Linked DNA regions of Mus musculus: region 1 is linked to region 2. The links are chromatin loops, found by intact Hi-C in ENCODE. Cell type or tissue: heart. All regions are shown on one strand. Each heading gives the region's core, and the rest is flanking DNA. Links, peaks and the distances in the headings are about the cores only. Region 1 holds the start of Clec18a (C-type lectin domain family 18, member A). Region 2 overlaps Il34 (interleukin 34).

The links. Hi-C counts contacts between places; a loop is a spot of excess contacts. Peaks named below come from ENCODE experiments on the same cell type or tissue, not always from the same donor. Only the 100,000 strongest peaks of a DNase experiment are listed, where the experiment ranks them.
Region 1: it touches region 2 in a loop (4-fold over the local background); 8 of 42 quality-filtered maps call a loop at or near these places.

What each region holds. Positions count from the first base shown.
Region 1 is chr8:111,075,865-111,083,115 of GRCm38, reverse strand. It overlaps Clec18a (C-type lectin domain family 18, member A), which reads left to right and starts at 1,408. Exons shown (of 12, transcript NM_181549.3): 1 at 1,408-1,613; 2 at 2,185-2,276; 3 at 4,126-4,368; 4 at 6,993-7,090. The coding sequence starts at 1,475. In heart, for the core only: a CTCF peak has its summit at 3,173; no DNase peak of the experiment used is centred there; H3K27me3 peaks cover 616 bases.
Region 2 is chr8:110,743,352-110,750,602 of GRCm38, reverse strand. It overlaps Il34 (interleukin 34), which reads left to right. Exons shown (of 7, transcript NM_001135100.2): 3 at 1,045-1,178; 4 at 1,863-1,940; 5 at 2,199-2,360. Among named protein-coding and RNA genes, the nearest start is that of Gm15894, 8.7 kb to the left of the region's middle. In heart, for the core only: no CTCF peak of the experiment used is centred there; no DNase peak of the experiment used is centred there.

The sequences.
Region 1 (7,251 bases), core at 925-5,924, 330 kb before region 2:
ACTTCTGGGAACAGTGGAAGGAGAAAAGCCTCTCTCTGTCTCTCTGTCTCTGTCTCTCTGTCTCTGTCTCTCTGTCTCTCTGTCTCTGTCTCTCTCTCTAGTTGTCCTCTGACCTCTACATACACATGAGGTAGCACCTGTATTCATATATATATGTAATAGCAATTTTTTTTACAAATAAAAATGCAGCTGTTACTAATCATGGCTTGGACCCACTGTGGTGCGCTCAGGCCATCTATTCGAGACAGAGGATCCTGAGACTCTGGGTATTGTACAACACTGTACACTTGCTGCCTGGCCTTGTCCCCACTGCCTGACATCCATGATGACATTCATATCCCATCAGCGTTTCTCCAGAAGTCCATGTAGCCCACCTGTGCCCTAGCAGAATCTCCAAAGAGGTGACATCTGAGATAGCACTGACTCTAGGGTCAGGGACCACACCAACTTCAGAAGGACAAAGTATTAGCTTGTAAGGCTGTGCTCTAGAATGGCCGAGTACCCTCCCTGGTCATTTGACTATGGTCTACATGTCAACCTTTTTTGATTTGGCTGTACTAGATACTCAGTGATCCTGATAGGATCACGCAGGCTTCAGCTAGGCCCTAAATACCATGGCAAGTTGCCGCCTTCCTGTTCCACTGTTTGTCTAGAGGCAGGCTTGTTCACCGCAGGACTTAAGTCAGCCAAGGGCATCCATCACATGCCCTCCTCTTTGTCTGCCTGCCCCCATCTTAGCCCAAAGTCACATGGGTAAGCATGATGGATCCTGGGACTAGCCTCATCCTCTCACACTGCCCTGACATAAAAGGCACACCTTTCTCCCTGAAGGTGCAGTCCCCAGCGAGTTCCTCTGTGATCCCGTCTGGTGGCATCTGTCTGGCGAATAGTTACTTCCTGCTTTATGTTTAATTCATGGCTAGGGGGGTTGGGATGAGCTTCCTAAGAAAGGAGAGAACTCCCCTGGGGTCCTGCCCAGGTCCTGCCTGCTTTACTGGCCCACTGCCAAAGTCCCAGCCTCCTCCCCATGACTGGGGCTGAGGAGTGGAAGCTGTCCATGGGCTTGGAGGACACTGTCCCTGCCAGGGTACAGTCATTAGTCGCTAATCCCACAGCCCTGGAATGTCTGTAGGCCAATCAGCAGGGTCTTTGGGGGCTCCCTGAGGGTGCTAATAATCCTACAATGATTAGCAGGGGCCACAGGTCAGTGCACACTGCCCTGCTTTTTCTTGCGGAGCGGGCTGGCCAGACACTGAGGCTGGAGGAAGGAGGCGTTTAGAAGAAGGGTTCTATGTCTCTTTTGAAGTCAGTGCACCAAGGAGGGGAGGCTGGTTTGGAGACAGTGATGATTCACTAGCCTCCTCCTTTTGACTGGCAGCTTAGCCTGACTCCGAGACTTGTGAATAGCTTCATGAACACGGGGAGGCTAGCTGGACAGCTGAGAGAAGCCATGTCTGCAGCATCCGGCAGGCCAATGATTCAGCCGGAGCCCTCCCTGTGGCTGGGAAGCCAGAGCCGATGGCTCGGTCTCTTGCTTCTGCTCCTGTCTCTCCTTGGCATCACATGGACAGAGGTTCAACCACCCCAGCCAAAGCAAGATCCCACTCTGCAAGGTAAGGAACACCTGGGCAAAGACGGAAGTAGAGATGCTGTTGTGAGCCTGAGAGAGGGTAGCGAGGGATTTCTAGAAGTCAGGTACCCAGGACTGAGCCCTGTGTTATGCTGATGTGATATGATGGGGGGGGGGCATTAGGATGATGGTGGGGAGGATGGAAGGATACTGGGAAGGAAGAAGAATGAAGCAGATGGGTCCAGGGTGGATGTTAAGGAAAGATACCGGTTAGAGCCTGCAGCTAAAACCTCAAAAGAAACACATCGGTAGAAAGGCCTGCTTCTAGTCCAGGGCTGAGTCATTCATTACCCCGAACCCCTCCACCCCCATCATCTTCCCACACCTAAGCCAGTCACTTATGCCATTGTTCTACACTTTGCCCATCCTCACCCATCTTCCTATCTCTCTCCTGGCCTCCCTCCATCTCTATAATGGGAGTTCTCTCCTACACAGCTACCACTGCCCCTCCTCATCTCAGATCTGTGTTCCTGGGGTGGGGTCACCCTCAGCTGGCTATGGCGATGTCCCAGGAGCCTCTGGTCATCGGCCTAACCTTCTCTCCTGGCCTCCAGCCCTGAGCAGGAAGGAGAGTTTCTTAATCCTCACCGCACACAACCGACTGCGCAGCCGGGTCCACCCTCCTGCAGCCAACATGCAGAGAATGGTGAGTAGACCCAACTGCCCTGTGTCAAGAGGGCTGCCAGAGGGACTGAGCCCCAGAGTGATCTCAGGAGGCCTTGCCAGTGCCAGAGGCCCTTTCACCAGGGGTACCATGGCATTGGATGCTGCAGAGATATGTGCCTTCTTCCTTCAGGGAAAGCCATTTGTTTAGGAAGTCAGGGCCCTCAGCAACTCACAGTTGCATTGAAGACAATCCTGCCTTTCCTGGCATCCTGTCGCCACGGAGATCAACAGATATGGATGGAGCCAGGGTTCCCCACTCCCGGAAAAGGAGCTCCACAAAGGAATTCAGCAGAAAGGGAGAGGTGAAGGACAGAGAGGGAGAAGAATCTCGCTGGGTTTTGCGGGGATTGGTTTGGGACCAGGATTTATCTAGCAAATACTGGAAGACCTCTCAAAAGTTCCTTACTCATTCACTGACTTGCCCTTTAGAGCCTCCATGATGGAGCCTGCAGCAGGGTTGGTTGGAGTTGATCATCCTGGAGCTTTAGACATGCTGCCTGCATATTCTGGGAGGCCCCTGCCACCCCTAGCCCCAGCCCACGTGAACAGGCCTGGGAACAGGGTGGGATCGGTAAGGGAGGGCAAGGTTCCCCATGGCTGCCTCCCATAAAGTTCTCAGAGGTGGACAGCCACAGTGGGTGGCGACCTTGAGAGCTCAAGGGTCAGTTTCCCAGGAGGTGGGGGAGGGTCTGCTTCTGTCCCCTGCCCTGCTCTGCCTCCCGGTGCCCAAGTCCAGAGCAGCCAGGATTTTCCAAGCGGCAATACCTAGCAGAACTCTGCAGCCTGGAGGTAGATGCTATGATTAGCTGACTGGTAGTGTGTTCCTTTCTTGGGGACCGTTGCTCAAATGGGCCTGGAAAAATCACATCTGGCCAGATGGGAGCAGCAGAGTTCTTCTGACTGTGGCTAGGGCAGGCTCTTAAAGGAAAACACAGCCGAGCCAGCCTGCAGGTCTGGGCACCATCTAGGCTCAGATTATTAGACATGGAACATGATATCAGAAGTCCATCCCCTTGCCTGGACTAATGCTATTTCCTAGGCGAGGTCAAAAGTGTGTATTGCAAGGCAGTTCTCTTTTCCTGACCTCTCTCGGGAAGCTCTAGATCTTGTGTGAACCTTCTGTGGCTCTGTGCCGTGAGCAACACTGCTCTGATCATGAGGCAGGCAAGCATGACTCTTTACTCTATGTGACCTGGCACCCCCTGGACACTCACAGACAATAGAGAAATGGCTCAATGCCCATTTACTTCCGTGCTGTCCAAAGGCCAGTTGTAGTGAGTGGTTAGTTTTGATCATGCCAACGTGACCAGAATCACCTGGAAAAGGAATCTCACTGGACAATAATAGTCTAGATTAGGTTGGACAGTGGACACATCTGTCCACAGATTATTAAGGTCAGAAGACCTAGTTTAAAAAGGGGTGGGACTGGCCAGGCATAGTAGCACATGCCTTTAACCCCAACACTTGGGAGGCAAAGGCAGACAGATCTCTGTGAGTTTTAGGCCAGCCAAGTCTACATATTGAATTACAAGACAGCCAGGACTGCATAGAGAAAACTGGGTGCCACCACTCCCTGAAGAGTCCTGAACTGTAGAACCAGGGAAAAGTGAGCTACGTATAAGCATGCATGCCTTCATTCTCTCCGTGCCCTTGACTGTGGGTGGAACGAGCAGCTTCAAGTCCCTGCTACCTTGATGTCCCTGCAGTGCTGGACTGGAATTGTTGAGCCAAATGAGCCCTTGCTCCCCTGCGTTGCTTTTGTCTCACAGCAACTGGCGGGGGAGCAAGCGAATGTATCATCTGAGGATGTCTGTTTTTGCCACTCCCAGGACTGGAGCGAGAGCCTGGCTCAGCTAGCTGAAGCCAGGGCAGCCCTTTGTGTCACTTCAGTCACCCCAAACCTGGCATCTACCCCAGGGCACAACTCACATGTGGGCTGGAATGTGCAGCTAATGCCCATGGGCTCAGCATCCTTTGTCGAAGTGGTCAACCTCTGGTTTGCTGAAGGGCTGCAGTACAGACATGGGGATGCTGAGTGTGCCCACAATGCCACCTGTGCCCACTACACACAAGTGAGTATATTTCAGATAAGGCTAGGGGAGGGCATGGTCTCCCCAGTCACCTTACAAGAGGCTGCACTTTATCCTTAAAAGGACACTGTCTAGATTTAGATGTTACCACACCAGAGCACTGTGCCTCCTTTTTTTCCTGCTGTTCCTCCCCAGATGAACCTCTTTCTCAAGTTCAGGTGCATCATTCTCAAGAAAGTTCTCTTCGTTTTCTCCTCCATTCAACAATCATGAACACTTATTGAGTGTTTTTAACATACCTGACACTGTTTAGTGGCAATACAACACTGGATAACACAAGCAAAATTCTCAAATTTTTTTTTACACCTTTAGTATAAATATAATGATAGTGAAGTTGACCCATGAAGTGAGGAAGACTCTTTGTCTCATTTCCTATTTCCTGGAGTAATTTATGATGTTATAATCTTTCCCTAAATTTATTGAGCCTTATTCCATTCTGTATTTGTGTGTGTAACTATGTAAATAGACTACTTTTGTTTTGTTTCATAATACTAATTAATTCAATATTTCATCTTTTTTTTTTCAAGACCGGGTTTCTTTGTGTAGCCCTGGCTGTCCTGGAACTCACTTTGTAGACCAGACTGGCCTCGAACTCAGAAATCCGCCTGTCTCTGCCACCCGAGTGCTTGGTTTAAAGGCATGTGCCACCACGCCCAGCACCTCATCTATTTTTTTTTTAGTGTGTGTGTGTGTGTGTGCGCTTCCACACACATGCAGAGGTCAGAGGTCAATTTGGGGAAGTTGGTCCTCTGGCTTCTTGCACAGGTCCCAGAGTTTAAACTCTGTTGGTTTTGTGCAGTTGGTCCTTTTTAACCTGCGAGCCATCTTTCTGGCCTATTGTTTTGTGGTTTGTTTGTTTTTATAATATTTTCACTTGTATTGATGCTGTGTGTGTGTGCACGTGTGCGCGCGCACCCACATACACGGAGTACATCTGAAGCTCAAAGGACAACATATAGAGATTGCCTTTTTTTCTACCATGTTGGGCTGCGGAATTGAACTGGGGGTGGGGAGCCCACAGAATTAGAAACAGGTATCTTTATCTGACGAGATAGCTCCCCAAATCCAACTCCTTGCTGTGTATTATCTTAGGCAGACCAAGCCGGGCTTGAGCTTACCTTATAGCACAGGGTGACCTTGTACTGGTGAACCTTTTGTCTCCAGCTTCCAAGTGATGTGACTACAGGAGTGTGCCACCGTGCCCAGCTACATCCTACAAATTTCTATGTGACTTAAGGATGGTTTTATTGTTGGGTTTGTTGTTGTTGTTATTGTTGTTTTCATTGTTGTTGTTATTTTCAATGGTGGTTCTGGGTCATTTGTTTTGAAATATGTAATTATTTTTTAATTAATTTATTGCCTTAAATATATTCTATCATCTCTCCTCTATCTCTCATCCTTTAATTTTGTATATTTTAAATTCATTTTTATTTTATGTGCATTGGTGTTTTGCCTGCCTGTATGTCTATGTGAGGGTGTCAGATATTGGCGTTACAGACAATTGTGAGCTACCACGTGGGTGCTAGAAATTGAACCCAGGTCCTCTGGAAGAGGAAGTCAGTGCTCTTAACCGTGGAGGCATCTATCTCTCTAGCTCCAGTTCTGTGTCTGTGCAATGCTAGTGATCCAAACTAGAGTCTCGCACATGATAGGAAAATACTTTACAACTGAACTATACCTGTAGCTCTAAAATTATAAAACTAACATGTATATTTCAAAAAGCAAGACATGTTGCATGCCTGAGGTCCAGGCTCAAAATGACCTACTCAGGAGCTAGAGGCTGAGGGATCAGGAGTTCTGTGTCATCCTTGGGTACTCGAGGGAGCTTGAGGCCTGCCTAAACAATAACTATTTTTTAAAAAAGGCATGGACTAGTGGCCTGGGAGGATGTAGCTCAATGGTAGAGCTTGCCTAGTATGTACCAGGCCCTGGATTCAATCTCCAGCATAAAAGACCAGTCTATAAATTGAGCATGGTGGAACATACCTTTGATTCCAACATCTAGGAGGCAGAGACAAATGGAACTCTATGAGTTTGAAGCCAACCTGTTGCTATACATTGTGATTTCCTGGCCAGTGCTGCATCCTGCATAGTGAGACCTTCTCTCTCTCTTCTCCCTCTCCCTTTCTTCTCCCTCTCTCTCTCCCTCTCCCTCTCCTTCTCCCTCCCTCCCTCCCTTTCCCTCTCTCTCTCTCTTTGCTTGTCTGCCTGTATGCCTCTCTCTCTCTCTCTCTCTCTCTCTCTCTCTATATATATATATATATATATATATATATATATATATATACATATATATATATATATATATGCACACACACATATATATATATATATATGAAGAGGCTTGTGGTCATTTTCACAATCTTTCACAAGACCCTTGATAGCTAAGTCTTTCTTTTGTCACTATTTCCACCTATCCATAATCATTTCTCCTTTCAACACTTAGTAGCATAGCCACTGCTCCAAGGGCCCTGGGCAGGTAAGGGAGCCATCTGTCTGCCTAGTTGAAGCCAAACTTTCTCCAAGTGTGCACTGCCTGTGCTGTGATCCCCCAGAATGGAGTAAAAGCCATCTGAAAGGGTTTCTGAGCCTTGCGTTCTCTGCAGCTTGTGTGGGCTACCTCCAGCCAGCTGGGCTGTGGGCGGCAGCCATGCTTTGTGGACCAGGAAGCCATGGAAGCCTTTGTCTGTGCCTACTCCCCTGGGTAAGCCCCTCATCATAGACTGGGTGATAGCTGGGTGCGGGGGTGGGGGTGGGTGAGAGGGCAGGAAGGCTGGGGCTGAAGGTGGGAGGGGTGGATGGATGACTTTCAGTTAGGATGAGATATGGACCCAGCCACCCACAATGTCTTTACTTCTTGGTCTG
Region 2 (7,251 bases), core at 1,067-6,066:
TTGCATCTCTTTTTTTCAAAGCACGGGAGGTTAATTAATAAACTTGAAGTCATCCTTTAAGCTGCTGATATCGCTGGCTCAGGCTTCCTTAGGAAGGCCGTTGAACATATCTTAAACATTCCCCCCGTAACGTACATCACCACGTGTGGTTCCCCCCCCCATTGATAAATTTATCTTAACAAAGGACCTATGATGCTGCTTAAGTCGTTGTCAATAAACGTTTCCTGTTTTCTTTCTAGTTTATGAGTTTAGTGGGTCGAAGGTTTTAGAGTTTAAAAGCCATTTCATTATTAAGCGGGCCAAGTGCATTTCCAGGCTGAGAATTCTTTTGGCAGCATCAGGATTATTAAAATGAAATTATCTCATAAAAACCTTCTTCGTTTCCTTGTCCCTGGTCGGCTTTGCATGTAGATCCATTTCTCTGATTTCAGACTGCAGCTAATTGCAGATTGGTCCTTTGGGTATCTCTTGCTCTTTTGTGTTTCTTTCATCCACTCCCTATTCATATTTATTGTAAATTCTCAAAATATTTTTTTCCAGTCAAGGGGACAGCTCCCAAGAGCTGTTTTTGAGGTCACAGTGACACCTAGTGGTAATTCCTGGTACTGTTTCAAAAGACTTCGCATTATTGTCTGTTCTGCTGGTGTAGGGGGTCTGTTTAGCATCCCAGAGCCATCAGACTGGCAGAAGCTTGCTTGTAAGACCTGTTGCTACATCTAATGGAGAAAAATCGAGCTTTGAAAACTCATCACTCCAGACAAAGGGCTGAGGGGTGCCTTGGAACCTGGACGATGTACTTACCCAAAATCAGGAGCTAGGGGAGACGGGAGACCATACCCTGGGGACTCTGACCATGGTGTGTGTGTGGGGGTGTACTTGCTACTCCAGGTGACAAGTCCTCCTTAGGGCTCTGCATGCACCTGCCTTTCCCCTCAGTACTTGTCAGGCTTGATGATGGATGGTGGTTGATTCAGCTACGCACACCAGGTAGTGCGCAGACACAGTGCCCAGCGCTCATCCGCTCTTGTTGGGTGTGTCCCACAGGTCTTGGGATCCTACTTGACGTGGCTTTGGGAAACGAGAATTTGGAGATATGGACTCTGACCCAAGATAAGGAGTGTGACCTTACAGGCTACCTTCGGGGCAAGCTGCAGTACAAGAACCGGCTTCAGTACATGGTAACCTGGAGAGCGTCTGCCTCCCCGTGCTAGGGTTGCAAGCACAGGCCCAGCTCTATAGGACTATCTCTGAGACTATCTCCATTGAGAAGTAACTCATACCATACAACCCACTAACTGAGAGCGAACCCCATGGGGCTGGTGGGACGGCTCTGAGTAAAAGGCACACCTGGTACCCAGGACTGATGGCCTGAGTCCAATTCCCAGAACCCACATCAAGGCGGAAGGAGAGAACCAACTCCTGAAAGTTAATCTTTGACCTCCACATCAGTGCTGAGAGTCATGTCCACACTATTAATAATAACAATAAATAATAAGGTGTCAGATTCTAGACTCACTGATGTGTAGTATGTTCACAGGCTGTGCGAAGGTTACCTTTGTAAGTGTCAGATGAACCATATTTTTCACTTCCAAAGTACCATGTCTCCTGAAAATCCTGGGTTCCTCCCCTGGGCCTGAAACTTCAGCCCTTACAGGACTTGTGTATCTGATCTCACACCCCCCACCCCCACCTCCTTTGTCCGAGGGGAAAAGAGAGCTGTCTTTTAGCCCAGTTGTCCAGATCTGACCTCTCAGTAGAGGACCTGTCTGTTGTCAACGCTGCTAGGCTGCGTTCCTCTCTTGGGGGTCCCGTCTAAACAGTTTCTGCCTCATAGCTTATGGTTTGTTCTTGTTCCTCTTCAGAAACATTACTTCCCCATCAACTACAGGATTGCTGTGCCTTATGAGGGGGTACTCAGAGTGGCCAACATCACAAGGCTGGTGAGGACCCTTCCCGGGGTGGGGAGCCGCTGCCTGCCACAAGTCACTTAGAAGCTTGTGGGTCTTGGCAGGTTGTCCCATTGGCCTTTCCCTAGCCACTCAAGCAAAGCCTGCCACTAACCTAGGCCCAAGGTTGTCTGCTGGCAGCCGTGGGTGACTGTGATGGGTCCCAGGCAGTGGCAAATGCATGGGGGTAGGGGAGTGGTCAGTGCCCAGAGGCCTACGCTTGTGCGTCACTGATGTCTCCTGTCCCTGCAGCAGAAGGCTCACGTGAGTGAGCGAGAGCTTCGGTACCTGTGGGTCTTGGTGAGTCTCAATGCCACTGAGTCTGTGATGGATGTACTTCTCGAGGGCCACCCGTCCTGGAAGTATCTACAGGAGGTTCAGACATTGCTGGAGAACGTACAGCGGAGCCTCATGGTGAGCTGTGCGCATGCGCGTGTGGGTTTGGCCGATGCTGGCAAAGGGCTAAGAAGGGAGAGTTCTGCCATGCGCTGAGCATGTGAGACACACGAGGGATGGGGACAGAGAGGATTTGGGACCTTGTTTCAAGCTTACCTGAGCGCCCCTCTTAAAAAAATTTTTTTTATTATTGTTGTTTTTAATTTTATAACCCATTGAGTCCAATTACTTCTGCCCACTGTTCACTACCCACGCTGGCTAGACCTTGTACAGGTGTTGTGAGGTAACCAGTGTACTCATGGGTGCACCGGGCATGCCATCTTCATAAGACAGCATTATTTATTTGCTTGTTTGAGAGAGTTTCATTCTGAAACCCCGCCTGGCCTGAAACTTGCTGTGTAGAACAGGCTTTGCCTCTTGTGTCCTGAGTCTTAGACAAGCCAGGGAATCCTCTAATTTCATATTTGTATCTGAAAAAATGAGGCTCCTCTAGAAAGGGGAGAAGGAAGAAGGCAGAAGATAGTGAAATTTTTTTGTTCTTTAAAGACACAGAAATATTGTAAGAATGTGTCTGCATTTTAATCCCAGGTGTGGGATATGGGGCTGCTTCAGATTGTCCACAGCAGCTGACTCTGATTTGCCTCGTGCTCTAGCAGAGGCATGGTTTTGTCAGCTGCAGATAGTTTCTGCGAGTGTGTGATGTTTGGATGGATGGATAGATAGATAGAAGGGGTTGTTTTGGACAGCTGGTGGTTAGATGTCGTTTGTTACACAGTTTGTTGAGATGAGAAGAAGAAATTAGATATTCTGATGGTGGGTGAAGATCAAACATGCCCCAAGAACTTGACACCCCTAATCAGCAGGAAGTAGTCTAATGATAACATCGCCCCCTTTCCCCTCTATGCTTTTTTCTCTACTATTTAGTGTTAGGGGGTGGAGAAGGGTGGAAGAAAAAAAGAACCCACAAAGTAGCCAAAGGTTCAGTTACAAGGTGGACTGACAGGAACTTTCAGAGTATTGAAACTGTTCTGTGTAACTCGGTGACAGTGGACACTCTGCTTTTATCAAAAGCCCGTGGAGCGTGGAGGGCGAGCCATAATGACTATGACTTGAGTTTAGAACAAGCATGGGAAGGAAAGGAGATAGTGTGTGGCATGACTGTAACCCAGCACTCTGGAGGCTTGAGGTGGGGGAGATGTTAGGTTCAAGGCCAATCTGGGTTACATAGTGGGAGCCTGTCTCAGAAGCAGCCCTCGAAGCCATCTGATCATCCAACCGAAAACCTCCCGAGTTGTAACCTGACAGACATGTCCCTACCTCCTCAGGCCGTTGGTGTACACCTGCCGGGACACGTACTTGTGACCCTGCTCAGCCAGCTGCCTGGCCTCCCCAGCCCATGGGCCAGATCATTTGACACCAGCTGGGAGCTTCTGATGATGAAAGGTTTGGGACAGGCGACTGTTTTTGCAGCTGTCTGGAACTTCTCCTGGGATGGTTCTCCCAGTTCCTGCTAAGAGGGTCGCACGGATTTGCCCTTTTGTGCTTGTGAGCAAGATGGGTGTCCTGGGCAAGCTGGCTTGGCTTGAGGAAGAGACCTTTTCTGCCTTTGTTTTACCCATCGAACAGACACCGAGAAGCTAATGTGTGTGAGGTTGGGCAGGAGAGTGTGAGGCCTCCGCCCTCTGATTCTGGTCCTGGGCTCTCTGACTGAGGCACTGTACATAGCGATGGTTATATTACTCAGATGTAGTTGGGTCTGGTCCCTTTTCCTTCCCCTCCTGGCTGCTGAAAGCTTAGCCAGTATACTGGGTACTCCCTCTACCACTGAGATATACCCCAACTCTGCAGCCAGATTTTTTTTTTTAATGTGTATGAGTACACACTGTAGCTGTCTTCAGACACACCAGAAGAGGACATTGGCTCCCATTATTGATGGTTGTGAGTCACCATGTGTTTGCTGGGAATTGAATTCAGGACCTCGGGAAAAGCAGTCAGTGCTCTTAACCACTGAGCCATCTCTCCAGCGGCCCCACCCCCCCAACCTTGAGCTCACAGAGATCTGTCTGTCTCTGCCTCCTGAGTGCTGGGATTAAAGGTAGGCCCCATCACCACCTGGCTTGCAGCAGCCTTTAATCTTCCTGCTTCCTTACTGTTAGTGGTCTGTGACGGTAGCTTTGAAGATGGATTCCACTTATGATAGTGTGACCTCAGAGGCCAGGCCCTGTTTTTTTTTTTCCAACAGTATAACCTTGAACAAGCTGTTTCACTCCTGAGCTTTTAGGTCATCACTTGTAGCCTACATCTCTTTTTAAAAATTTTTTTTTATTTTTATTTTTTGGTTTTTCGAGACAGGGTTTCTTTGTATAGCCCTGGCTGTCCTGGAACTCACTTTGTAGACCAGGCTGGCCTCGAACTCAGAAATCCACCTGCCTCTGCCTCCCAAGTGCTGGGATTAAAGGCGTGCGCCACCATGCCCGGCTGTAAGCCTACATCGTATCCAGCTGTAAAACAAGGATTCAATGAATTTATCCTATCTCCTCTATCTATCGGAAGACATCCGGCTTCTGGCCTCTGCGTTATTCTAGTCTCACATCCTCACCCCAACTTGCCTCCATTGTTTTCTTAAGAAACTGGGCCTGGGACGATGGCTCAGTGGTCAAGAGCACTTGCTGCTCTTGCAGAGGATGCCCATGTCAGCTGGTTTACAACTGAAGCTTCAGGAAATCCAGCAGCCTCTATTGGCCGCCATGGGCACTCACATGTACACGGCACACACATGGCACACACACACACACACGGCACACACACATGTACACACATGTGACACACACATGTACACACACGGCACACACACATGTACACGGCACACACACATGTACACGGCACACACACGTACACACATGTGACACACACATGTACACACACGGCACACACACATGTACATGGCACACACACATGTACACACATGTGACACACACGTACACACATGGCACACACATGTACACGGCACACACACATGTACACACACTCATAGGCATAAAAAAGAAAAATAACTTAAGGAAAAGGCAGCTTAAAAACCCAGAGAGTGGGGGCTGAGGCAAGAGGGAGCAAACTTGCACCATAATGTAAAGCCCTCCGTCTTGACTATTTTTAGCACATGGTTTGGCAGTGTTAATTACACTCACAGGGGTTGTATATCACCCACCCCCACCCCCATCCATTTCTGTCACTTTTCATCACCTCAAGCAGAAACTGTATACGTGAGGCAGCCATTTCTCACCCCTTTCCACTCCCAATATCAACCTGCAATCCGTCTTTTTTCCCATTACGTATTTGCTCTTTTTTTTTCCTTTTCTTTTTGGTACAGTTTCTGAGATGCTGATGCACCATTTGTGCGCTCTGGTAAAGTTTTCAGTGGATAAACTGTATCCATTGATTTGGACCGAGTTGAACAGACTAATCCCATGGCAAGCTGGGGGTGGCAGGAGGTTTGTAAGTTCGGGCCAGCCTAGGCTACATATCCAGACTTTGTCTCAGAAACAAAACCAGGAGTCGAGGTTAATCCCAGGACTCAGGAAAGGCAGGAGGATCTCTGTGAGTTCAAGGCTAACGTGGACCACATATTGAGTTCCGGGTAGTCAGAGTTACATGGTGAGATCCTGTCTTAAAACAACAACAGTGGATGAAATAAAAAATGAACCCCAACCCCCAAAACAAAGCAATGCCAGCGAGGTTCACCCACTTGGCTTGGGGTACAGTTCAGTAGCAGAGGGCTCGCCCAGCATTTGTGAGGCCCTAAGTTCAAACCCTGGCACTGACAAAAGAAAAAAAAAATAGAGCATTAATTTCTGGCTCATGGGGTGATTGCAGGGTTAAGTTTTGCTTTTTAGGAACTGCCAGTCAAGGTCAGCTTTTCCCATTTTTTCCTTTAGTTTTGTTTGTGGGGTCAGAGTCTCACTTTGTGTTCAGGTTGGTGTCAGCTTATGCTCCTCCTCCTTCTGCTTCCTAAGAGAGGGGCTACACTGCATGTCACCATGTCTAGCTGTAGGCTGTTCTTCGGGTTTTGGGAGAATGGCTCCTGCCTGCTGTTCCTGACTTTGAGTGTCTCTGATGGAGCAGTGGCCCTTAGTGGCAGTAGCTCTCATTAGGCAAGGGAACATATATATTTTGGTCATCTTTATCCTTCCTAGACAGGAACCGGGCTGTGTGCTGGGCCCTCCTTCCCCTCCATCACCCTCTTTCTGCCTTTGGCCGTGACTTTTCTAGGCTGCTGTAATGAATTAGCTTTAACTGGGTGACTTAAACCAAATTGTATTTTCTCATACTGGAAACCAGAAGTCCAGAATCAAGACATCACAGGGCCAACTGGCCCTGAAGGGTCCTTGGTTCTTCCATCCTTTGGTGGTGCTACCCCTTGGCTCTGACCTCTGTCTCACTCCTCCTGGGACTCCTGCCCGGTGCCTCTCTGTCTTCATGACCTTTCACTATAATGATCCCGGGGCTGGGGATGTAAAGAGTTGTTCTAACACGCACAAGGCCCTAGGTCTTAGACCCAACACTGAGGCAGGAAAAACACCAATTAGTCATTGGGTTTACAATCCACCCTAAATACACAATGATGTAAACTTGAGATAATTATGTCGACTCAACTTCCAAAACGGGTCACATTCACAGGTATCTTAAGAGTAGGACTATGGGTATTTTGGAGGGCTAGGAGCATAAAGTTTAGCCAAGCTGCTTTGTCTGAGTTTTATGGACACCTTTGGCAAGGTAGCTTAGGCCCTAGCTTTCCCATGATGCCTCTACAATGACTCTGGACTTCTCCAGGCCAACAGCACTCTCTCCACACCATCCTTTCTGTTCACCGTTGTGAAGAGAAGATCTCTTAGCTTGGAGCTGAACTTAGAGT